Linked DNA regions of Homo sapiens: region 1 is linked to region 2. Evidence: read pairs that join two places in POLR2A ChIA-PET (ENCODE). Cell type or tissue: Caco-2. All regions are shown on one strand. Each heading gives the region's core, and the rest is flanking DNA. Links, peaks and the distances in the headings are about the cores only. Region 1 holds the start of SLC23A1 (solute carrier family 23 member 1). Region 2 overlaps MATR3 (matrin 3).

Region 1 (16,257 bases), core at 4,256-12,255, 60 kb after region 2:
TTTGAGACTACCCTGGCCAACATAGTGAAACCCTGTCTCTACTAAAAATACAAAAATTAGCTGGGTGTGGTGGTGCACACCTGTAATCCCAGCTACTTGGGAGGCTGAGGCAAGAGAATCGGTTGAGCTCAGGAGGCGGAGGTGGCAGTGAGCCGAGATCACGCCATTGTGCTCCAGCCTGGGTGACAAGAGCAAGACTCCATCTCAAAAAAAAAAAATTGAGGACAGGTGTGGTGGCTCACACCTATAATCCCAGTACTTTGAGAGGCTGAGATGGGAGGATCACTTGAGCCCAGGAGTTCAAGACCAACCTTGGCAATAAAGTAAGACCCCGTCTCTACAAAAAATTCAAAAATTAGCCGGGCATGGTGGCATGCACCTGTGCACCGGTAGTCCCAATTATTTGGGAGGCTGAGGCAGGAGGGTCACATAAGCCCAGGAGTTTGAGGCTGTAGTGAGCTATGATTGTGCCACTACACTCCAGTCTGGGTGATAGTCTGAGACCCTGTCTCAATTAAAATATACATCCCAGATTTGCGATGTTTTAATTTTTTTTTTGAGATGGAGTCTCACCCTGTCACCCAGGCTGGAGTGCAATGGCACGATCTCGGCCCACCGCAACCTTCGCCTCCCAGGTTCAAGCAATTCTCCTGCCTCAGCCTCCCGAGAAGCTGGGATTACAGGCACACACCACCACACCCAGCTAATTTTTGCATTTTTAGTAGAGATGGGGTTTCACCATGTTGGCCAGGCTTGTCTCAAACTCCTGACCTCGTGATCCACCCGCCTTAGCCTCCCAAAGTGATGGGATTACAGGCATGAGCCACCATGCTCGGCCGTGATGTTTTAATTTTGTGACTTTATGACTTTGTGGTTTTTGAGGATGAAGTAAGACACTTAGCTCTGCCTTACCCATAGTATATGTTTGCTAAATGTTAACTGTTTGTTATCAGAGCACCTGGTGACATTTATTTTATATATTTACTGGCATCTTTATGCGGGCCCCACAAAGTATCCTCCACGATCTTTGCAAAAAGCTCTGGTACCAAAGGGAAATGTTAGTGGCTCTTCTAGTCGCCATTGTGGCAGGCTGCTGACATATTTGGAGTGGATGGATTTTGCCAACAAACTGATGCTGCATTTATCTCTGTCCTACTCTGAAGAAAGCAAAGACATCCCTCAGCCCAGTGGCTATTAAGAAATGGAGAGGAGGCCAGGTGCAGTGGCTCATGCCTGTAATCCAGCACTTTGGGAGGTTGAGGCGAGCGTATCACTTGAGGTCAGGAGTTCAAGACCAGCCTGCCCAATATGGTGAAACCCCATCTCTACCAAAAATATGAAAATTAGCTGGGCGTGGTGGCAGCCACCTGTAGTCCCAGCTACTCAGGAGACAGGAGAATCACTTGAACCCTCCGGGAAGTGGAGGTTGCAGTGAGCTGAGATCGCACCACTGCACTCCAGCCTGGGTGACAGGGCGAGACTCCATCTCGGAAAAAAAAAAAGGAAAGAAATGGAAAAAGTGGAGAGGAAAGGATTCACAGGACCCAGCAGTGACTCTTCCGGCCCCATCCTCTTCAAGACCTCTGAGGCATGTCTGTGCCTCATTCTCTCCCTCCAGCCAGTGAGCACTCCACCAGCCCATCTATTCCTGATGCTCCCTGCAGGGCCTGCATTGCATGGGACCTAACCACACAGCTCCAGCTCAGAGGCCATCTGTTGGAGTGCATGAGTCCAGCCTAGTTCTTCATTCCCCTCCCAGGACCGAACCATACCTGGCACTGTGTTGTCAAGTATGAAAGCAAGGCACCCGCCCACAAACATCTCCGTGGTCAGCAGCACAATCAGAATCTGATCCACTTCAAGAATGCCTGTGGAATAGGCCAAGGGCCAATGGGTGTCATGGCCCAATCTGGAGAGCAGAGTTGAGGGACTTCCTCTTGTGCAGCTATGGCAAAGGAACAGTACAAAGCCCTGTCTCAAACCTATCTCTGTCTTTCCTATCTCTGGGTTCAAGTCCCAATTCTGCCAGTTGCTAGTTGTTCACCTGGGACAAATCACTGAGCCTCATCTTCCTCATCTGTAAAGTTGAAATGATAATGGAGAAATGATAAATGTAGATAAATGGAGCTGTTTTGAAAATTAAATAAGCACATGTAAAGGTCAATATCTGTCCACAGGAAGTGTCTTAGTAAAGGACAGCTGTGACCCAAGCTCTCAGCTGCTGGTTGACACCCAGAGTTGGGTACGATTTGTGGCTGTAGCTGTGTGGAGCCTTTGAGGGAGGGGGCTGTGCTCAAAATTTTGGGCCCACCCCGCCTTTGGAGACAGTAAACAGCTGGAGGCACCTGTATTGATGGCGCCAGGGTTGGACTCCAGGTAATTGGGCAGCGTGAGCCCGAAGAACATGGAAAATCCCAGCACGAAGAGGTTGCGAGAGGAGTTCATGTCCACAAATTGCAGGTTGGACAGCCCCACAGCTGTAATCATGCCTAAGGGCGCAAGAGAACGGCTGGAGGCGCCGCACACGCGTAATCCAGGTGAGTCCCACTCGGCGACCCGCACCGCGACCCGTGGCCCGCGCCAGACACTCACCAAAGAGAGTGCAGAACATGCCCCCCAGGATGGGGTCAGGGAGCGAGGCGAAGAGGGCCGTGAACTTGCCGATGGTGCCCAGGACCAGCATGATAGCCGCACCATACTGCACCACGCGCCGGCTGCCCACCTGCCGGGGAGCCAGCGGGGAAGCTAGACCTGGGGACGAGGCTGGGGCGGGGTTAGTTCCAGGGGCGGGGCCTGTTATAAGAGCGAGGCATAAACCGGCTGGGGCTTGATGCGGGGGCGAGGCCTCTCAAAGACAGGGTGGGGCTAAACCAAAGTGGGGACCGAGTTGGGGCGGGGCCTGCGGCCCACGGAATTAGGGCAGGATTTGGCTCTGGCTCGTCGCGACACCTTGGTAATTCCCAGGACGCCAATGTTGGGACTGGACGAGGTGGACCCGTTGCCCGTGCCCAATAGCCCCGCGATGATGCAGCAAATGCCTTCGGTGAAGATGCCCCTGTAAGGAAAGGGAGAGTCGGGGCTTGGTCCAGCCTCTGCACCAGTCTGTGTTCCCCCATCATCTTAGCAAGCTGCCGTCCTCTGGGGCTGTGGGGGCTGCAGCTATCAGCTGTAGCACTCCCTACTACAGGCCAGAATGCTCAGGCTCCAGAGCTAGTCCTAGTGCCCTGGCACTTACTCCTGTGGGTAATTCTGGCCTTCAATTTCCTCCTGGGATAAATACCGGTGCCCGTCTCACAAAATGCTTCAAAGATTGCATAAGAATGCACAGTCAGAGCCGGGCACATGGAGGGCTGTCAATGACGGTGGTTCCCTTTGGACTCCACCATCTTCTCAGCTACTCCCAGCAAAGACAGAGGGGTGATGAGAGGGCACCCCCATCGCACAAACAAGGAGAATGAGGTCTGGAGCGTGTTCCCGACTTGCCTAAGCCTACCCCCTGGGCCTCCACCCCGTTCCTGTGTGTGCTTCCTGGGTGGCGCCTGAGGAGATCAGATACTGAGGAGGGCAGGTAGGCTACCTGTTGATAGCATGTACTGGAGGGGGTGGTGCACCAGCCAGGCGGGCACAGGCGTAGTAATCTCCGATGGACTCAATGATGCCTGCCAGAGTGGCGCTGAACATTCCCAGGACAGCAGCCGCAGTCACCGTGGGCAGGCCCCACTGACCTGTGCTCGGAGGGAGACAGGATGGTGGCTACAGTGAGGAGACTGTGATGGTTAGGAATAGACAGGGCAGTGCTGGAAGGAGCAAGAGCAGATCAGGAGACCTCAGGCTGGGATGGGAGCTATACAGTTGTGGGAGCTTATTTGAGTCACTCAGAGCCAGGAAGTGGGACTGAAGCTTTGTCTAAGTAAAACACCACTCTGCTGGGCGCACTATAAATGTGCGGCTAATGCTAGGTGTGTCACCTGCTGGATTGGGGTCACCAGGAGTCTGTCTCATAGGTGGTCTCAGTTGGGGGCAGAGGGGCCCAAGGGGTGTTGCTCACAGGGGTAGGGGATGCGGATCCAGGGTGCAATAGCCATGATGTCACCACGGGCATCGGTTCGTGCCTGGAAGCCATAGGCTTTTGGGTCTGTGGGCAGCACGTCTGTCAAGGTCAGGACATAGCAGAGCAGCCACACGGTCATGATGGCCAGCATGATCTGAAGGAGGGGGGTGAGGGGGCACTGAAGGCACTGGAGGTCTCTGTCCAGGCTAACCTGCTCCCACCTCAGCCCAAGCCCTGGCCATAGTCCCAGCCCCAGCCGCCTGCCAGGTCCTCACAGGAAACATTTTGAAGATCTGGATGCGGAGGAGAGTGAGGCCCTTGCCCCAGCGGTAGACAGGCAGCAGGAAGGTGAGGTTGCGCAGGTACTGGGAGAAGAGGATGATCAGGAGAATGGAGCTGGGGGCAGAGGCACAATCAGGAAGTGGATGGGAGGCCAGGCTGGGGCCAGGAGCCGGGAAGAAGGACCAAGGACATGAAGAGGGTAGGGTGCTGGGGCTGGGCAGGGATCAGGCCTGGTGCCTGCTCACCAAGCTGAGATGCCCCAGTGGGAGCCAGCTCGGTCGCCAGCAGCTTGGAAGACAGAAAGGCCAATGAGGGAGACAGTGGGGGTGACTGTGAGAGGCCCAATGTAGTTGAGCAGGGCCCCAGGCAGCCCCAGCAGGCCAATCACCACCTCCACCACGCTGGACACCATGATTGCACCCTGGACCTGGAAGGGCAAACATCAGCCGTAAGTCACCATGTAAAGGTCATGACCTGGCTGCTGCTAGCAGGAACAAAGCTCCTGGACCACCTCCTCAAATCCCCAAACTCAGCGGCCACCCTCACTCCCATATAGCCCCTCCTCAGGACCCGGCCTCTTCTATGCTTACATGCAAACCCACCTCCCGTATCCGTGGGTGCCAAATATGAGAGGTGTTCAGGGGCAGACTCCAGTTACCGTAGATCTCCTCTGGGGGTAGAGTCAGGGATACACACACGGACCAGGTACAGAGACAGAGAGGGAGAGAAGATGCTGCCATGGCTGCACCCTGGTGTTGACCCGGGACAGTTGCTCAGACCTCCAGGTCTCTGGGCCTCCCCTTTTCCCCAGTGCAGACCCCAGAAGTGTACCCACCTTCCGGGGGGCATTTCCATCTCTCCAGAGCCAGTATGGCTTTGGCTGGAACCAGAAATGCAAAGGCACTGGCCTGGAACAGCGGCAGCCTGGAGGAGAGGCACAAAGCAACAGGGGTGGGGAGGGGCGGGTGGGGAGGAGGGATAAAGATGCGGGGAGAGATCAGGAAGGGAGAGCACAGAGAGAGTGACAGAGACACAAGGGACAAGGGCAGATGGAAATCGTTGAGGCCCCAGGGAAGACCATCTCTAACATTTTGGCTGCCCAAGGAAGAAAACAAATGGAGCCCCCAGCTCAAAACCTGCCCCCTTCCCACCACCAGCTCCTGCACTGTGAGGAGGGGGCACCTGCCCGGAAGTGGACACCTCAGTTCCCGCATCCAGGTTTCTCTCACAATCTTCCCCTGTCCCCCGCTGCTCAAACAGCTCAAATGCCACCCAGGCCTAGGGCTGTGCACTCGGGAGCGTGGGGCCCTGGGAGGGTGGGCTGTCGAAGAGGCTGGCACCAACCCTGGGAGCTAGCTCAGGGCTGCCATCTGGGCAATATTCAGAATGGGGTTTAAGAGGGGAGAGCCGGCTAGGCTTGGTGGCTCACGCCTGTAATCCCAGCACTTTGGGAGGCCAAGGTGGGCAGATACAAATACAAAATTAGCCGGGCATGGTGGCGCATGCCTGTAATCCCAGCTACTCAGGAGGCTAAGGTGGGAGAATCGCTTGAACGCGGGAGAATCGCTTGAACCCGGGAGGTGGTGGTTGTGGTGAGCCGAGATCACGCCACCGCAATCCAGCCTAGGCAACAAGAGCAAAACTCCGTCTCCAAAAAAAAAAAAAAAAAAAAAAAAAGAGGGGAGAGCCAGCGAGGGTACAATCCCTTAAACTTGCAGATGCCTGGTCTTTGAAGTGTGCCTAGATCAAGATTCCCAGGGTTGGGGCCACGCTGCCCAGCTCTAAGGCTGGCCTGGGATAGGAGAAGCAGGTGGAGGCAGAAAGCGGCTTTTTTGTCTCACCAGTGTCCTCTGGGAGCCCACCTGCTCCTGCTGTGTGGATCACAGTGGAGGGGTGGCGGGGGACGGGTTGGGGGGCTGGGCGGCTCACCGGATGCCCACGGTGGTCTGGATGAGAGTGGTGATGCCCACGCACGTGAAGATGGTGCCGATGAGCTGACTAACCATGTGCTGGTCGTGGCCCACACACAGCGCCTCAGCCAGCAGGAAGGGCACGGCGATGGTACCACTGAAGCATGTCAGGTAGTGCTGGGCAGAGGGAGACAGCAGAGTGCATGAGGCAGGACCCCAGAGCTCCAGGGAGAGGGGACAACCTAGTGTCCTCATGCCTGCCTCAGCGGGCCTGGAACCGGCTGCCTGCCCAGGACTGGCAGTCCCCACAAGGGATTCCCAGAGAGCTACTGCTGACCACTCTGGGGGTCACTAATTTCCACTCAAGATATTCCTGCGGCTTCCGTGGAGTCGGCTCTGCTCCCTGTCACCAACACCCCACCTGGCAAGCGTCACACTCCCCCAGGGAGTTCATCTTCTTTCAGGATTCAGCCTCTTCCCGACTCCTGCTTGCTGACAGCCACTGTGCTGACCTCAGGTTTTTCTTCCTGTTACCCAAGATACTCCCTGCTGGCCAGGGAGGGGCTGGAGTCCCCGGGGAGTGTGCAGAGTGAGGGCGGGGAGGCCCTGGGGGACCCACCTGGAAGCCCAGCAGGATGCACAGGTACCAAGGTGGCACGTCCTCGATCTTGTACAACATGTCAAACTTAGGCTCTGTGGGTAGCGGGGTCGAGGGGTCCCTGGTGGTTTCATGCTGGAGGCAGCAGAGATAAGTAGCTTAGGGTGAAGTGATGGGGACAGGCAAAATCCATTCTGCCCCAGAATCAATCAGGCAGCCCAAGTGGCTTGTCAGCAACTGAGAGCGGGGTTCCCGCCCTCCCCAACAGTCCATCCACCCGGGTGCCACTTGGCCTGGCCACAGTTTTCTCCCACTTTGCATTGCTTCCCGCAGGGATGAGTCTACTGTGCCAGCTTCTAGAGCCCTCAGGACCTGCCATTTTAGCCAGGGAAGTGGACCCTTAAGTCAGAAGTCTTGGAGACCACAGGAGAGGGGGCCAAGAGGGCTCAAGACTGTGGACAAGTCCAATCCGGTCCCACCTCTGCCCCCTGGAGATCCTTGGGGTGTCACTGGCCGGGAGATTAGGCCTCTCCTGAACCCCAACCTGGAGTCAGCCAGTCCCAAAGCTGCAGGCTCCTTCACCCCCACCTCCACCCATCCCCCAGTTGCCACATTCAATTTGGGACAGTCACTCTTATCAAGTTCATCAGAACGTTTATCTCTGGCCTCCAGGAAGAAGGCCTGCACAGGCCCTCCAGCCCCCCACCCCCCCTGCCCCCCCTAGCCCCCACCCCCAGCCCCCAGCACCTGTGTCCGGCCCTCGAGGTCCTCCTGGGCCCTCATCTTTGGGGCACAGGTTTGAGCAGTTCCTGAGGAGAAGAGGGGATGACTTGACAAAGGCCAAGGAGGAGGACTTTACTCCACATATCAGGCATTGTTTGAAGTAAATCTGTAACCAGATGCCCAGCTCTGGATTGCGAAAGGGGGGCCCGGGCAGAGGTAATGTATTAACTCTCACTAGGACAGTAAAAGCCACCCAAGCCTCTGCCACATGTGCCCTTCCCTGCCCACATCTGCGCCTGGGCGCTGGACCTGTTCTTGTTTCCCAAGAGAGGGCCAGAGTCGAGGGGGTGAGGACCAGAAGTTTACCAAGCCCCAGGTGAGCGGAGAAAGAGGGAGTGGAAACAGGCACTTATTATGTAACCCCCTGTATGAGGCCCTTCCCCACTGATTAATAACTAGTTCATCATTATCATCATCATCATAGTCATTCTCGTTATTGAGGAATGGCCTTGGCCTTGTGCCAAGAAACATGGATCTGCACTGTCCCAAGTAACCCCTGTGCTGGGCGGTATTAACCCCTTTAACAGCGAAGGAAACAGATTCAGTAGATGTGATTTGACCCAAGCCATGCAGATAGCAAGTTTGCAGAAACCAATCCTAAAATTCAGGTTGGTCTGAGCTGCCTTGCCCTCACCACCCTGCACCCCTCAGGGTCCCTGAGGCAGGCAGCAGATGGGCCTCTGCAGGCAGAGCTGCCTAGGCTGGCCCAGCCGGGTCTGCACTCTGTGTCAGGGCACAGATCCCTTTCCCCTCCCAGCCACATAATTTCTGGGACCCAGTGCAAAGTAAGAATGTGAGGCCTTTATTCCAAAAGTATAAAGAATTTAAAGATAGCAGGAGCATTAGATGGAGCGTGGGGCCTTTCTATGCACCAAGCCCTGTGTGACTGCCCATCACCTAGCCCAGGAAGGCAGTCCTATGCCCAGCCTGTCTCCCCTCCTGGCAGGCCCAGCCCAGCCTGGCCCTAGGGCCTGAGATGGCAGAGGGGGACATGGGGAGGGGCCCTAAGAACTCAGGCTCCTCAGCTGGTGAGGGCTGGGCCTGAGGTCCCCATTCTGTTCCCCTCTGGGCTGCCCCAGCCCCAGCACTCTAGAGCCCACCTACTTCTGGGTCGCTGTGCCCATGGCCAGGCCCTGCCTGAAGGGCCAAGGGGCAGCACCGCTCTCCAGCTGGGCAGCAGCTTCATGCCACAGCACTGAGTCCGCCCGCCTGCCGGTGTCCACACTGTTCCTCTGTCCGCCTGTCCTCTCCTCTCCCTCTTGGCTACTGCTCCCAATTTCCAAAGTTGCTGGACCAGTTTGAAGCCTCTGCAACTCCCCAGCACTTTTCTCTCCAACTTCTCCTCCCAGAACTCCCCAGGGTGCTGTGGAGACCAAGCCCGACCCCCTGCAGATACGGCTCCATGGACACTCAATTCAACCCAAACCACACAACACGCATAGAGAACAAGGTGGAGAACACGGTCCCAGATCCACAGTAGCATGAAGGGGCCCACACACCCAGAGCTGATGCAGCCTCTCTAATCACCCCACAGAAACACAGGTCCACGTCATGGGTGCCCGGCTCCACACCCTGTCCTGAAAGCTTAGTGGGTTTCTTGGGCCCTGACTTTCCTCCTGGTGTCTAGGGTTTCTCTCCTGAGTGAAGGCCACGGATGGTGGGGCTTCAGGCAGGTCCTGGAACAGGTGAAGGATGGAGGGGGCTGAGTGCAGCTCCCAGGGAAGCTGGAGTGGCCAGGGCCTGCCCCAGGCACCTCCATTCCCCCAGCAGCCCGCCTCTCCGGTCCCCTAAGTCTGAATCCCCTCCCAGCCCTACTACTACTCAGCCAGGGACTTGGCCCAAACCCCTTCTGTTGTCTAAGTTTCGGTTTCTGCATCTGTCAAAGGGGGATTAGATTGTCTTCCTGCACATGGCTCTCGTGCAAAATAAAAATATTTCTAAAAATGAGGGTTAGAATGTTCTGTCTCTCTCCCAGGGCTTGGCCAGATCAGAGACACTCACAAACGAAACTGAAAGTTCTGGTGCCACCGATCTCCAGTTCCCAGACCTAGGTGGGGTCCAGGGCTTCTTTACTAAGGAAAAGCCCCAGCCAGAAGAATTTCCAGAGAAAGCAGGACTGAGAACCAAAATGTTGAATCTGGCTGGTCAGAAACCCAGGGCCCATCCATACCAGCTGGGGTCAAAGGCAGAGTGTGGAAAATGAACAGCCATTGGGTGTAGACCCAGTGAGACGTGTGTTCTCGGAGGGGTGCAGATAGCATGGAGTGGCTGGAATAGGTGTGCCACAAGGTGGCCTGCGTGCACAGTTTTCCTTGGTTCTCTTTTCTCATGAAGGCTCTGAAGACCTGGGATGTCACTGAAACCACCTTTGCAAAATTATGACTGAGACAGTGAAAGAGATCTAACTTAATCAGTTCCATCTTGCTTCTAACCTCCAAGTTGTCTTTCTTCATTCCTGAGTGTAGGCTGAACTAACCTTGGGAGAAACTTAGTTTTTAGTTTATAGTCTAAAACAAAGACAATAACAGCCCTTTCTCAAAGCAGACCTCCTTCTTGCCTGAGGACTAGATTGCCTTTGTAGGATGGAGCAACATTAGCCACAAGATGAGAAATTTTGGTTTAGGAGTCATGCAGCTAGAGGTTACAAGATTCTGACCCTCTCTAAACTGCTCCTAAGATCAGTGCTTGAGATACTTTGCAGACCCTGCACTTGATAGATCAGCTGGCATCACCCAGATCCATAAATTGGCTCGTTGGGACTTGTGGCCTCCACCTAGGAACTGACTCAAGGCAAGGAGACAGCTTCAACTCCCTATGATTTCAGTCCTGACCAATCAGCACTCCTGGCTCACTGGCTTCCCCGCCATCCACCAAGTTGTCCTTAAAAACTCTGCTCCCTGAATGCTTGGGGAGACTGATTTGAGTAATAGTAAAACGCTGGTCTCCTGCACAGCCAGCTCTGCGTTAATTAGTCTTTATTGCAATTCCCCTGTCTTGAGCAATCGGCTCTGTCTAGGCTTGAGCAAGGTGAACCCTTTGGGCGATTACATCACCACACCATTGATGGCTCCCTCTTACCTCTGGAAGTTGTAGGGATGCAAATTTGGCCTTCTGTAGGAGGGATGTAATATTGTGAAATATATATTTGGTCTTTGACCTCTGTTTCCTGGAGTACAATTTCTAAAATCTTAGAATCCCCAAAATGATGTCTTCTTGTGTGCTAATGATTGACTGATGGCTGGCAGCCCCTAGGGTAGCTTCAGGACAGGGGCTGGTCACCAGAGAGACCAAGGCAGGATTTCAGCCTCCCCTCACCCCCCATCCCCAGTCAAGGGAGGGCAGACAGGTTGGAGGGTAAGTTGTTCGCCAATGGCCAATGGCTTAATGAATCATACCTACGTAATGAATTATCCACAGAAACTCAAAATTGCAGGGTTCAGAGATCTTCTGGATAGCTGAACACGTGGAGGTTCCTGGACGGTGTTGCATCCATGGAGGGCATGGAAGCTCCGAGCCCATTCCCCATACCTTGCCCTACACATCTCTGCATCTGTATCCTTTGTAACATCCTTTATAATAAACTGGTAAACGTTTCTCTGAGCTCTGCGAACCACTCTAGCAAATTAGTTGAACTCAAAAGAGGGGGTTGTGGGAACCTCATCTTGAAGCCAGTAGGCCAGAAGCTCCAGAGGCCTGGAGTTGGAACTGGTGTCTGAATGGGGGACAGAATGGTGGACTGAGCCCTCAGCCTGTGGGATCTGACACTATCTCCAGGTAGATAGTGCCAGAATTGAATTTTGGAGGGCACCCAGCTGGTGTCAGCTGCAGAATTGCTTGCCTGGTGTGTGGGGGAAAGCCCCCACGCATTCGGTCACAGCCATCTTCTGTGCTGTTGTCGAGTGAGAGAATAGAAAAAGCATTTTGAAGGCCGGGCGCGGTGGCTCATGCCTGTAATCTCAGCACTTTGGGAAGCCAAGGCGAGCGGATCACCTGAGGTCAGGAGTTCAAGACCAGCCTGGCCAACATGGTGAAATCCCGTCTCTACTAAAAATACAAAAATTAGCCGGGCATGATGGTGGGTGCCTGTAATCCCAGCTACTCAGGAGGCTGAGGTGGGAGAATCGCCTGAACCTGGGAGGTGGAGGTTGCATCGAGCCAAGAACACTGCACTCCAGCCTGGGTGACAGAGTGAGACTGTCTCAAAAAAAAAAAATTGATTTTGAGAGTTTTTTTTTTTTTTTCACAAGGGACATCAGCAGAAACACCAATGTCTGCACTCCCAGCCCCACAAGCACCTTTTGCAGAGAAAAGAAGTGAGGTCACTGGGTTTTATTTGAGTCCAGAGGGGAAGGCGTTGACTCCCACCCAGGCCCGAGTGCCCTGAGGCTGGAGGAGGGAGGCAGGATGGCAGCACAGAGCAAGGGCTTCCTGCCCTCCTGGCTGCCTGCAGACGGGAGTGGAGACCGTCAGAGCAAGCCCCAGCTTCTTTCAGAGGAGGGTAGAGTCCAGGACTAGAGCTCTTCTCTTGTGGCTGACACCTTCTCTGAGCAGGCCCCCTGGGGTCCCCCACATAGCAATGCCTCCAGAGCCCCTCGGCCTTGTTGGTGGGCTTCATAGATCTGGTCTTCTCCAAACTCCCCCAAGTAGTGCAAACATGTCCTGGAGAGCCTAGGGGAGCCCAGCAGGAGCCTCAGATGCTGCCCAGCCCACAGTGGGGCAAACCAAGGCTCCAGGAGCTTCATCCTATCCCCAAGCCCCGGGCATCACCTGGTAGGCCAGGGGCCCCCTGTGACCATCACGCTGATGCTTGGCTCTGGCCCCTCGCTAAGTCCTGGGCCTGTGAGACGTTTCACTTGGTCCACTTCTCGAACTCCGTAGCTGGTGGCAGTGGAGAGGAGAGGAGTACAGTTTTGGCAGGAGCCCAGCCAGGGAGAGACCCATCTCCACAGCAAGCTGGACATGCTGGGCATTTGTGGAATTCAGAGAGGGAAAGCCCCTGGCCCAAGGTCACAAGGTGACCTTGTCCACTGGCCCTCTGCTCTCCCACTTGCTCTCAGCTCCAGAGCCCAGACTTCATCCCAGCCAGCCCCTCCCTTGGACCAGAGTCCTAGAGGAGTGTGTGTGTTGTGTGAGCGGCTGAGTGGGAATCTCCACCCACCAGGCCTGCCCTTGGAGGAGGGAGGTGGGGGGCAGGATTGGCAACTCACTCCTGCCAGTTCCGGGAGCAGCTCCGGTCCAGGACATCCGTGTAGACCAACTCGCTCAGCTCCCGCCGCCCCCCAGAGTTTGAGGTATGAAGTTTGGTCTCTGCCTTTGCCAGATTTTGCCACATCTGGAACAAGGAGGGACTGGGAGGCAGGGCCTCAGGACTGCTGCTCAGTTAGGGGGAGGTGGGGAGGATAGGAGCAGAGTCTCTGGGGAAAATAAAGTGGCAAGAGAGCCGTTTGAGCAGGAAGCACCTGTGAGGCTGTTGCATGGCCCCTCCCCCAGCCCCCAAAGCTCTCTGGGATGGGGATGGGGGATGGGAAAGAAATGCTGAAGTGGTAGGTGAGGCCTGGGCACTGGGGTCCCTCGTCCAGGGCACACCTGCCCAGTGGCAAGTGTCATTTTATTTTTATTTATTTATTTATTTAGAGAGAGTCTCACGCCGTTCGTCGCCCAGGCTGGAGTGCAGTGGTACGATCTCAGCTCACTGCAGCCTCCACCTCCCAGGTTCAAGTGATTCTTCTCCCTCAGCCTCCCAGGTAGCTGGGACTACAGGTATGTGCCACCACACCCGGCTAAAATTTTGTATTTTCAGTAGTGACGGGGTTTCACCATGTTGGCCAGGCTGGTCTCGAACTCCTGAGTTCAGGCGATCGGCCCCGCTCAGCCTCCCAAAGTGCTGGGATTACAGGCGTGAGCCACCGCGCCCGGCCGGCACGTGCCATTTTAAACCACAAGAGCAAGGTAAGAAAAACTGGAGCCCAATATTCAATCACACAAGTACTCCCAGGCCCCCACCTCACAGAGACACTGGCACGCAGGCATGCTCAGCAGGTGTGTGTGTGAAGCCAGACACACGCATACTCACGTGCAGGCGCTCACACGTGTGCACTTGCACCATGTACACATAGCCAAAGCCGCCCCGTCAGGGTTGGGGAGGGAGTCCGGACTCAAGGATGGGCCTGGAAAGGGAGAAGTCTAAGGACAAGTGAGTGATTCCCTGGGGTCTCAAAATACTGAGGAGGTCTCCCAGATTGTCTGCTGTTAGGCAGGCAGATGGGTAAACTGAGGCATGGAATATATGAAAGGCTGCATCTGTGGCTTGATGCCCAGTGGTAGGGATTGGGGATCAAAGGCCGGTGGTGGAATGTGAGGTGGGTGGAGGGGTCTGGCTTGAGAAGGGGTGTGAGCAGGGCAGGGTGACAGTGGTGAAGGACTCACCTGGTAAGCCACAGCTCTGCAGGCATCACAGCGCAGGTGAGCGGGCATGTGGGCTGAGTACATCTCCTCATCATCCAGTTGTGGGGCTGTGGCTGTGAGTGGCGCCCTGTCCCCGAGGCCCCCTGGGATGGCCCAGGCTCCCAGCAGCAGCAGCAGCAGTGGCAGTGACAGCCTCATGGCCCCAGGAGCCAGTTCAGCAAGTGTAGTCTGTGGTTGAGGTGCAGATGTGTGTGTGCTTGTGTGGTGTGGGGACCGCCACAGAACACCTGGCCTAGACCAATGGGGAACTGACACCTCACCCCTCCCATCCTCCTCCCACTCCCTCCTCCAGGGCCCCGAAGATGCCACGTGGGCATTGTCCTCTAGCTGGACCCTGGCTCCAGCCATCTCAGCTCCATTTCACAGATAGGGAGCACTGAGGCAAGGAGAGGGGCTGGGCCTAGGCAGGAACACATAGGGGCCGATACTGCCCACATCCTGTGATCTGGCCAAGTGGCAGGCACTGTGCTGAGTGCCTTGTGGGAAGAGTTGGTTGGCTGCCGTCATCTTTTTTTGTTTCATTGACCTTTCTGAGAAATGAGACTGTCATGTTTATTCTGCCTCTTCCGACACAAAGGCTCAGAGAGAGGTGACAAATCCAAGGCCACATAGCTAGAGGGGCCATGCTGAGAAACCCAAGCCTGATTGACCCCAAGGCTCCCTGGCCACTCAACCACCAGAAGGAATGAGGTGTGGCTGCCAGCCTCCTGGGAGGCAAGTTCAGGGAGACAGGGATGCTACAGTGTTTCCAAGACACACATGGTCTCCTTCCCTAGCCCTGAGGTCCCCTCCACCCAGGCCATACCCAGGCGTGGAAGGGCACTGTGGAGGGTGTTGAGAGGCTGTGGCAGGAAATCAGGCACCTCACACCAGTTATTTCAGCCATGATGGCTCCATGGTCAGTGATTTATTACACACCAGGATGAGGTAAAGACACCTGGGGTGGCCCCAGGGCCCTCCATGCCATCGGAGCTGGCATCTCCAGCTAGAAAATGGCCAGTTGTTCTGATTCGTAGCTCTCCTAGTCAGCTTCCAGTCCAGGGCAGAGGGCAGGGACTGCTAGGGACCTGGGCCCCCTGACAGGCCTGGAACAACGAAGGCATCCATCCCCATCCCTGCCACTGCTTCTCATGGAAACTGTCCTTCCCAAACTCATCACATCACACACCAGGCTGGCAAGGGCCAGCCATTTCCGGTTCAGAACTATATACAGACCCCCACGCACACCACCTCCCACCTCATGCAGACCCCCCTCATCTCCCTCAGAGGCTCCTGGAATCTCAGGGCAACTGAAGTGCAGGCTCTGGGCCCTGTCCCTTGCTGTGACTGGTCTGTAGGGCCAGCCCCTCTCTGGCCATTGTTGCCACATCTGTTACTGGGGAGTGGAACCTGCCAAGAGCTTCAGATCCCTCTGGATACTCCACCAGGGGTATCGCTTCTACTGCTGGCCCTAACCCACCTTCTGGCCACACAGAGGGGTCAAGAGGCTCCTGTGGGACAAGAGCCCAACCCTCCCTCTTCTCAGAGCTTCCTGATGACCATTTCACCTACTCCCGATGTAGGGGGTGGGGGACTGAAGCCCCACCCCTGGCCCAAAAATGAGTCAGCTCAGCTCTGAGGGCCAGGCTCCCCATCTTCCCACCCCAAGTTCCAGGCTAACCCCCAACCCAGGCCCTCCCTGTATTCCTTGCTTTGCCTCCACCTGCTGTCCCCCGCCTTAGCTCTTTCTCGGAGCCAGCCTGGCCTGGGCTGTACTGGCCACTTTCCCCCCAGTAACCTCCAGGGCCAAAGCTCAGCTCCTCTTCCTAAGAGCAGACTCGACAGCCAGAGTCCTTCCTGCCACCTCACCAGGGGCACTGGCCAGCCTCACCTCAGCTGGGCCCACCATCAGGGAGGGCAGACAGTTCCCCGCCCTGTCTCCTGCTGCTCCCGTTCCTGCTGCCCCACGGCAGCCACAGCACCTCCTCTGATCGGCTCCTGGGGACAAGCCCAGGGATGCCTCACTTTCCCTATTTGCTTGCCCGCATATACACATATACACACACCCACACACCACACCACACCACGCCCTGGGAATGCCTGGGAAAGGGATACATAATTTTGTTGGGGGAGGAAGTAGGCAGCCACTTCCTGGGTGACTCCAGCTCCACCAGCCTCGGGGCTCAGAT
Region 2 (8,000 bases), core at 1-8,000:
CAGGAGATTGAGATCATCCTGGCTAACACAGTGAAACCCCCTCTCTCCTAAAAATACAAAAAAATTAGCTGGGCGTGGTGGCGTGCGCCTGTTGTCCCAGCTGTTGGGGAGGCTGAGGCAGGAGAATGGCATGAACCCGGGAGGCGGAGCTTGCAATGACTCGAGATTGTGCCACTGCACCCATCCTGGGTGACAGAGCAAGACTCCATCTCAAAAAAAAAAATTTAGAGTTAGGCTGGATGCATTGGCTCATGCCTGTAAATCCCTAGACATTGGGAGGCTGAGGCCAGAGTTGCCCAGGAGTTTGAGACCGCCCTGACAACATATTGAGGCCACATCTGTACAAAAAAAAATTTTTTTTAACCAGGCAAAGTGGCATGCTCGTACAGTTTTAGCTACGGGAGTCTGAAGTCAGGTGGAACACTTAACCCAGGAGTCCAAGGTTTGTAGTGGGCTATGATTGTGCCACTGTACTTCAGCATAGGCAGTGGAGTGAGACCCTGTCTCAAAAAGGAAATAAGGATGAGGAGAACATCTTTTTTGTTTTTCTTTTTTTGTTTTAAACACTTCTGTAATTCAGCATTGCAAGTTTGTGTTCTTCCAGACTTTTATTTTTCTTACACTATTTTAATATCTTAAGCTTATTACTTTTTTTTTTTTTTTTTTTTTTGAGACAGAGTCTCGCTCTGTCACCCCGGCTGTAGTGCAGTGGTGCAATCTCAGCTTACTGCAAGTTCTGCCTCCCCGGTTCATGGCATTCTCCTGCCTCAGCTTCCCCAGTAGCTGGGACCACAGGCACCCGCCACCACGCCTGGCTAATTTTTTTTTTTTTTTTTTTGTATTTTTACTAGAGACGGGTTTCACCATCCACAGGATGGTCTCGATCCCCTGACCTTGTGATCCGCCCGTCTCGGCCTCCCAAAGTGCTGGGATTACAGGCTGAGCCACCGCGCCCAGCCAGCTTATTACTTTTTTGCAGAGTGTATATAGATGGCTTAGTATTTGGCACTAAAGTGATTCTTGGGGATTTTGTAAATCTGACAGGTTGGTTTTTTGGTTTTTGGTTTTTTCTGAGATGGAGTCTTGCTCTGTCGCCCAGTCTAGAGTGCAGTGGTGCCATCTTGGCTTGCTATAAACTCCGCCTCCTGGGTTCAAGCAGTTCTCCTATGTCAGCCTTCCAAGTAGCTGGTACTACAGTAGGCACACTCCACCAGGCCCAGCTGATTTTTGCATTTGTAGTAGAGATGGGGTTTCACCATACTGGTCAGGCTGTTCTCGGAATTCCTGACCTCAGGTGAGCCACCCGCCTTGGCCTCCCAAAGTGTTGGGATTACAGGTGTGAGCCACTGCGCCCAGCCCTGATATTCAGTGAATTTTTAACTCTGTGCTAAAGATTAAAATTTTTAGCCGGGTGTGGTTGCTGTCACCTGTAATCCCAGCACTTTGTGAGGCCAAAGCAGGAGGATTGCCTGAGTCCAGGAGCCCGAGACCAGTCTAGGCAACATGGCGAAACTGCACCTCTACAAAAAATACAAAAATTAGCCAGGCATTGGTGGTGCATGCCTGTAGACCTAGCTACTGGGGGGCTAAGGTGGGAGGATCAGTTGGGCCCAGTACATCAACGCTTCAGCAAGCCAGGATTGCGCCACTGCATTCCAGCCTGGGTGACACAGTGAGACCCTGTCTCAAAAAAGAAAAAAAGTAATGAAAATTTTCTAACCAGTAGGTAGAATACATAATAAGGTTTTATACAATTTTGTAAAATATAATGTGCTTTGTGGTTTCTTTTCTTTCTTTTTAAGGCTTTTATTGAGATGGAGACAAGAGAAGATGCAATGGCAATGGTTGACCATTGTTTGAAAAAAGCCCTTTGGTTTCAGGGGAGATGTGTGAAGGTTGACCTGTCTGAGAAATATAAAAAACTGGTTCTGAGGGTATGTAGTATTTGATTTGTCATCATTTAACAGCTTGTTTTTACATATTTAAAGCCACAACATTCTTTTAAACATTTTTGTATGCTAAAAATACAGGATTATTGAAACCTATTGAAATAAGTTATTGAAAGAGAACAACCTTTTTTTCTGGTCTTTAATGGCAGAAGTTTTTAAACGAGTCTTCCCTAAAGGACACCTTCATTGCTCTTATCTGTTTAAGTTTTTCATAGCGTTCTGCTACCAGAATGTTTTATTTTCCACTTCTCTGTTGGTATGGTCATGATGAATGTCTGTAGGCAGCTTAGGTTCTCAAATAAGGTTACGGGAATTGAATAAGCTGAGTTGATTATAGGGATTGTCTCCAATTATTAATTCACTGGATAATTGTGTATTCTGCAAATGTGTTAACTTCTGCAAAACTTTTGTCTTTTAGATTCCAAACAGAGGCATTGATTTACTGAAAAAAGATAAATCCCGGTAATTTCATTTTGTTTTTCATATGTGTGAGTATATTCAACTTTACTTTTTCAGACAACAAATTAATTGTGGTGTGTCCTTTTGATTTCAGAAAAAGATCTTACTCTCCAGATGGCAAAGAATCTCCAAGTGATAAGAAATCCAAAACTGATGGTTCCCAGAAGACTGAGAGTTCAACCGAAGGTAAAGAACAAGAAGAGAAGTCCGGTGAAGATGGTGAGAAAGACACAAAGGATGACCAGACAGAGCAGGAACCTAATATGCTTCTTGAATCTGAAGATGAGCTACTTGTAGATGAAGAAGAAGCAGCAGCACTGCTAGAAAGTGGCAGTTCAGTGGGAGACGAGACCGATCTTGCTAATTTAGGTGATGTGGCTTCTGATGGGAAAAAGGAACCATCAGATAAAGCTGTGAAAAAAGATGGAAGTGCTTCAGCAGCAGCAAAGAAAAAGCTTAAAAAGGTAAAGAAAGATACATTGATTTGTTTTAATAGAACATTAGATCAGATCAGTATTTCAAGTTATTTACCTAAGCAGGATCAGATAGAATTATATGATTTAAATCAGAAAATAAATCAGATATGAACCAGAATATAAACATTTAAATCTAAACTCTGCAATAAATAATTAAATAAGACATTTTATTATAGTTGGCAAAAAACATCAGCTCAAAGAGGAAACTTTTCAGTAAAAATGAGGGAGAAAGACTCAAAATATATGTGCTTCTGTATTGTAGTGGTGTAGTGGTAGCATATAGGTAGGCAGCCTTATAGTGTAGCTTTGAAAAAAAAAATACAGGACGTGAGTTTGCAGTAAGTTAACTGACCCAACATAGTTAAAACTTTTGCCACTCATTCAAAAATTATTGAATAATTTTTCCTATTTGAGAAATGTTGGCCTGGTCAGATACCTTAGTATCCTTTAAAACAATTTTATTTGAACAAGTAAGTCATTTAGAAGCCATGTATAAAGTGAATATAAATATAAAAATACACACATGCTATAAAGAAGAGTAAACAAAGGACCCACATTGAGCTGACTGCCTAGCTTAAGGAGTAGGGCATTAAAATGCCTTTGAGGCAAACTTTTTATGTTAAATGGCTCATAAAATGTCGGAGTCAGGCGGGCCCAGTGGCTCACGCCTGTAATCCCAGCACTTTGGGAGGCCCAGCAGATCAGTTGAGGCCAGGAGTTCAAGACCAACATGGTGAAACCCCGTCTCTACTAAAAATATGAAAATTAGCCGGGCGTGGTGGCACATACCTGTAGCAGCTACTTGGAAGGCTGAGACAGGAGAATTGCTTGAATCTGGGAGGCAGAAGTTGCAGTTAGCCAAGATCACATCACTGTACTCCAGCCTGGGTGACAAGAGCAAGACTGTCTCAAGAAAAAAAAAAAGTAGAGCGAAATGAGATTTTTGCCATCCTATTCCATATTCCATTGGTTCCTTTTATGCAACATTCAACTCAAAACCAATATTTACCTCAGTTTTTATTTGATGGCTTGGTCAAATAACTTCATTAATTTTTCTCACTAGAGCTGATCATTATGTTTACATTTGTAAATGCTAATAATTACTGATGTTTATGGCATTTAATGCCATACGTTTTTCTAAGTTTAAATTTATTAATTTAATCCTCACAGTAACCATATGCATCTCATACTGTGATCTCCAGTCCATAAATGAGGAAAATTGAAATATGGAGAAGTTAAATAATCCCATACTGCTTATAAGACACAGAGCCAAAATTTAAACTTGGGCAGTCATTCTTCAGAGCATGATTGTTTTTTTTTTTTTTTTTTTTGGAGACGGAGTCTTGCTCTGTTGCCCAGGCTGGAGTGCGGTGGTGTGATCTCAGCTAACTGCAACCTCCACCTCCCAGGTTCAAGTTCTGCTGCCTCAGCCTCCCAAGTAGCTGGGATTACAGGTGTCCACCACCACACGAGGCTAATTCTTGTATTTTTAGTAGAAACGAGGTTTCGCCATGTTGGCCTGGCTGGTATTGAACTCCTGAGATCTCAGGGTGATCCGCCCACCTCAGCCTCCCAAAGTGCTGGAATTACAGGTGTGAGCCACCATGCCTGGCCCAGAGCTTGGTTTTTTAGCCATTACACTGTTTGAGTATTTGCTCTAAAGAGTAGGTATTTGCAGTATACTGTCTTACAAAGGATATTGCTCAACTTTTACCAAATCAAGTTTTTTACACATTGCCTAGCAGCATTGTAGTCTCAGAAAAGATAAAATATGAATATTCCTATCTCATTTAACTTCTGCTCTTTGTGTGAGGCAGACCTTCCATTTTTTAGTTTTAAAATAAGCTAAATTATTTTTCAAATTATCAGTAATTTTTTGGAAGAAAGGAAGAAGTTACTATTTTGAGCCAATGAATAAAGACAAAGACGCGGCCGGGCACGGTGGCTCACGCCTGTAATCCTAGCACTTTGGGAGGCCGAGGTGGGTGGATCACGAGGTCAGGAGATCGAGACCATCCTGGCTAACACAGTGAAACCCCGTCTCTACTAAAATTACAAAAAAAATTAGCCGGGCGTGGTGGCGTGCGCCTGTAGTCCCAGCTACTCGGGAGGCTGAGGCAGGAGAATGGCGTGAACCAGGGAGGCGGAGGTTGCAGTGAGCCGAGATCGCGCCACTGCACCCCAGCCTGGTCGACAGAGCAAGACTCCGTCTCAAAAAAAAAAAGGCAAAGACGCTATCCGTTTCCCTTCAAGTAAAGCAGACAGAAGGGATGCTGCAGGATAATTGTTGCAGAGTAAATTTGTCTTTCTTAACAGCGTCGTTTTCCAGGGAGTATGGAAGGTTTTGTCACTCTAGATGAGGTTGGTGATGAGGAAGATTCGGAACTTCAGAAACTTCGTAAATCGGGCATGGCATTTAAATCTGGTGACAAAAATGATGATGGTTTGGTTGAAATTAAGGTGGACAAGATCGAGGAACTTGATCAAGAAAACGAAGCAGCGTTGGAAAATGGAATTAAAAATGAGGAAAACACAGAACCAGGTGCTGAATCTTCTGAGAACGCTGATGATCCCAACAAAGATACAAGTGAAAACGCAGATGGTCAAAGTGATGAGAACAAGGACGACTATACAATCCCAGATGAGTATAGAATTGGACCATATCAGCCCAATGTTCCTGTTGGTGAGATTTAAGTCTTTGTTCTTCACCTTCCTCACTCTCCTCAAAACAAACTCTTAGGTTTTAAAATAAGATTTTAAAGTTGGTCTTACATAAGCTGTGATAGCATTTTAAATTTGCTTTGTTTCTATGGGGAACAATTTATAAATCTTAATTGATATATTTTCCTCTCATGCATGTCTCTGATTTTGTATTATTTTCTGTTGTTATTCCACAATGTGTTCCCTTTTTTCGTAAAATTTCTTGCAAGTTACACGCTTTTGTTTTGCTTTTCTGTGTTGTTTTTCTGTATTATATTTCTTTTTTTAAGAATACAGTTAGGTGAGACCTCAAACATCAATTAGGTAAAAGCAAAATATGGTTCGGTTTTTGTTTTTTATCTTAGGCTGTATTGGACTTCTCAAAAACATGTTGTTTCATTTAAATTATGTTGACAGGTGAAATTGTGAATACTAAATAAAATCTTCAGTTTAATTTGTAAGAATGTATGTTTGTATTTCTAGGTATAGACTATGTGATACCTAAAACAGGGTTTTACTGTAAGCTGTGTTCACTCTTTTATACAAATGAAGAAGTTGCAAAGAATACTCATTGCAGCAGCCTTCCTCATTATCAGAAATTAAAGGTAAGGTTGAATGTAAAACAGTTCTTTTGTGAAAACTTAACAAGTTATGGAAATAAGTGGGGTATATAAGTAAAATGTGTATAGTGTTCTCTCTAGACTCAGTGCAGTGCTTTCTCCTGAAGATAACTTTTTATTTACTTTTTTTTTTTTTTTTAAAGACAGTTTCTCTCTTGTTGCCCAGGTTGGATTGCAATGGTGCAATCTTGGCTCACTGCAACCTCTACCTCCTGGGTTCAAGCAATTTTCCTGCCTCAGCCTCCCAAGTAGCTGAGATTACAGGCATGCACCACCACACCCAGCTAATTTTTGTATTTTTAGTAGAAATGGGGTTTCACCATGTTGGCTAGCCTGGCTGGTCTTGAACTCCTGACCTCAGGTGATCCACCCACCTCAGCCTCCCAAAGTGCTGGGATTACAGGCATGAGCCACCGCGCCTGGCCTTTTCTTTCTTTATTGATGGGTTATCAAAACATCTGTTGAACCTCTTGTCATAGTTTACCCTTGCTACATAACAATTTAGTGTTTTCTAACCATATTATAAATTCTGTGGTAGAATTAAACTTATTCAAGTATTCTCAGATTGTTGTTGGGCTGTACTTTCTCTAATTTGAAAGATGCTGGGAGTCTGAATACTAAAAGTGGCATGACCATTCATATTAAAATAATTTTTAATATTGACATTATTATTGACACTTCAGTTATTTTTATGACCAAAAGTATATAAAGATCAAAAGCATAAATACATAAACCACAACATCACTAAAGAATAATTCCTATTGAGATATATTGAAATTTGTTTTTGTAATTATCAGCTTCTTTGGACTACCTATTGAAATAGTGACTGAAACTTAAAAGTAGTTGCTAAACAAGTCAATTATAGATACCTTGGTTTTTCACACTGCTTTATAATAAGTTAACTATAGTTACTCAGTCATTAGATATGTTCTCTGTTGACTAAATGGATGAATGTAATCTTTAATTTTGGAAATAATTCAAGTTCTTGGCTGTGTGTCACTTCTGTTTTTTTTTTTTTTTTTAAATGTAACTGCTCTTTGCCACCTATATGTCTTTTACCATCCTGTATATGAAGAAAGAATTGTGGCTATTTGCAATGGTAGCAGCAATGTAGTACAAATTATTTTATTTTATTTTTTTGAGACAGTTTTGCTCTTGTTGCCCAAGGCTGAAGTGCAATGGCGCGATTTTGGCTCACCCCAACCCCCGCCTCCCAGGTTCAAGCCATTCTCTTGCCTCAGCCTCCTGAGTATCTGGGATTACAGGCATGCGCCACCATGCCCAGCTAATTTTGTATTTTTAGTGGAAATGGGGTTTCTCCATGTTGGTCAGACTGGTCTTGAACTCCCAGCTTCAGATGATCCTCCCACCTCAGCCTCCCAAAATGCTGGGATTACAGGCCTGAGCCATAGTGCCCGCCCTGGTACAAATATTTTTATCTGCTTTGATTTTAAGCTGTTTGGGGTCAAAAACTATATGTATTGTCGAGAAGAATATGGAAATAATATAAAAGATTGCTAGGTGCTTCTTGTGGCTCCTTTTATTATTTCCTTATATTTTATTTATTTTTTTTTTATTTGAGACAGAATTTTGCTCTTGTTCCCCAAGCTGGAGTGCAATGGCACAATCTCAGCTCACTGCAACCTCTGCGTCCCGGGTTCAAGCAATTCTCCTGCCTCAGGCTCCCGAGTAGCTGGTATTACAGGCGTGTGCCACTTCGCCTGGCTAATTTTTTGTATTTTTAGTAGAAACGGGGTTTCACCATGTTAGCCAGGCTGGTCTTGAACTTCTGACCT

What was found. ChIA-PET counts read pairs that join two places held together with the same protein. Peaks named below come from ENCODE experiments on the same cell type or tissue, not always from the same donor. Only the 100,000 strongest peaks of a DNase experiment are listed, where the experiment ranks them.
Region 1: POLR2A ChIA-PET joins it to region 2 with 18 read pairs; 10 of 35 experiments call an interaction of 5 or more read pairs at or near these places.

The regions. Positions count from the first base shown.
Region 1 is chr5:139,375,630-139,391,886 of GRCh38, forward strand. It overlaps SLC23A1 (solute carrier family 23 member 1), which reads right to left and starts at 7,668. Exons shown (of 15, transcript NM_005847.5): 1 at 7,589-7,668; 2 at 6,863-6,976; 3 at 6,263-6,420; 4 at 5,169-5,257; 5 at 4,936-5,003; 6 at 4,579-4,760; 7 at 4,327-4,447; 8 at 4,049-4,205; 9 at 3,578-3,725; 10 at 2,950-3,055; 11 at 2,593-2,722; 12 at 2,346-2,489; 13 at 1,773-1,868. The coding sequence starts at 7,624. MZB1 (marginal zone B and B1 cell specific protein) reads right to left here and starts at 14,284. Exons shown (of 4, transcript NM_016459.4): 1 at 14,051-14,284; 2 at 12,832-12,956; 3 at 12,392-12,502; 4 at 11,838-12,292. The coding sequence starts at 14,227. The coding sequence ends at 12,136. It overlaps PROB1 (proline rich basic protein 1), which reads right to left. Exons shown (of 1, transcript NM_001161546.2): 1 at 14,963-16,257. RefSeq lists enhancers at 5,213-6,153, 6,629-6,678, 8,279-8,348, 8,369-8,538, 8,919-9,088 and 7 more and silencers at 6,969-7,028, 15,421-15,470. In Caco-2, for the core only: no CTCF peak of the experiment used is centred there; DNase peaks (open chromatin) are centred at 6,894 and 7,752; H3K4me3 peaks cover 889 bases.
Region 2 is chr5:139,320,096-139,328,095 of GRCh38, forward strand. It overlaps MATR3 (matrin 3), which reads left to right. Exons shown (of 15, transcript NM_018834.6): 10 at 1,803-1,934; 11 at 2,368-2,411; 12 at 2,503-2,872; 13 at 5,345-5,567; 14 at 6,068-6,189. Among named protein-coding and RNA genes, the nearest start is that of PAIP2, 18 kb to the right of the region's middle. RefSeq lists an enhancer at 1,983-3,182. In Caco-2, for the core only: no CTCF peak of the experiment used is centred there; no DNase peak of the experiment used is centred there.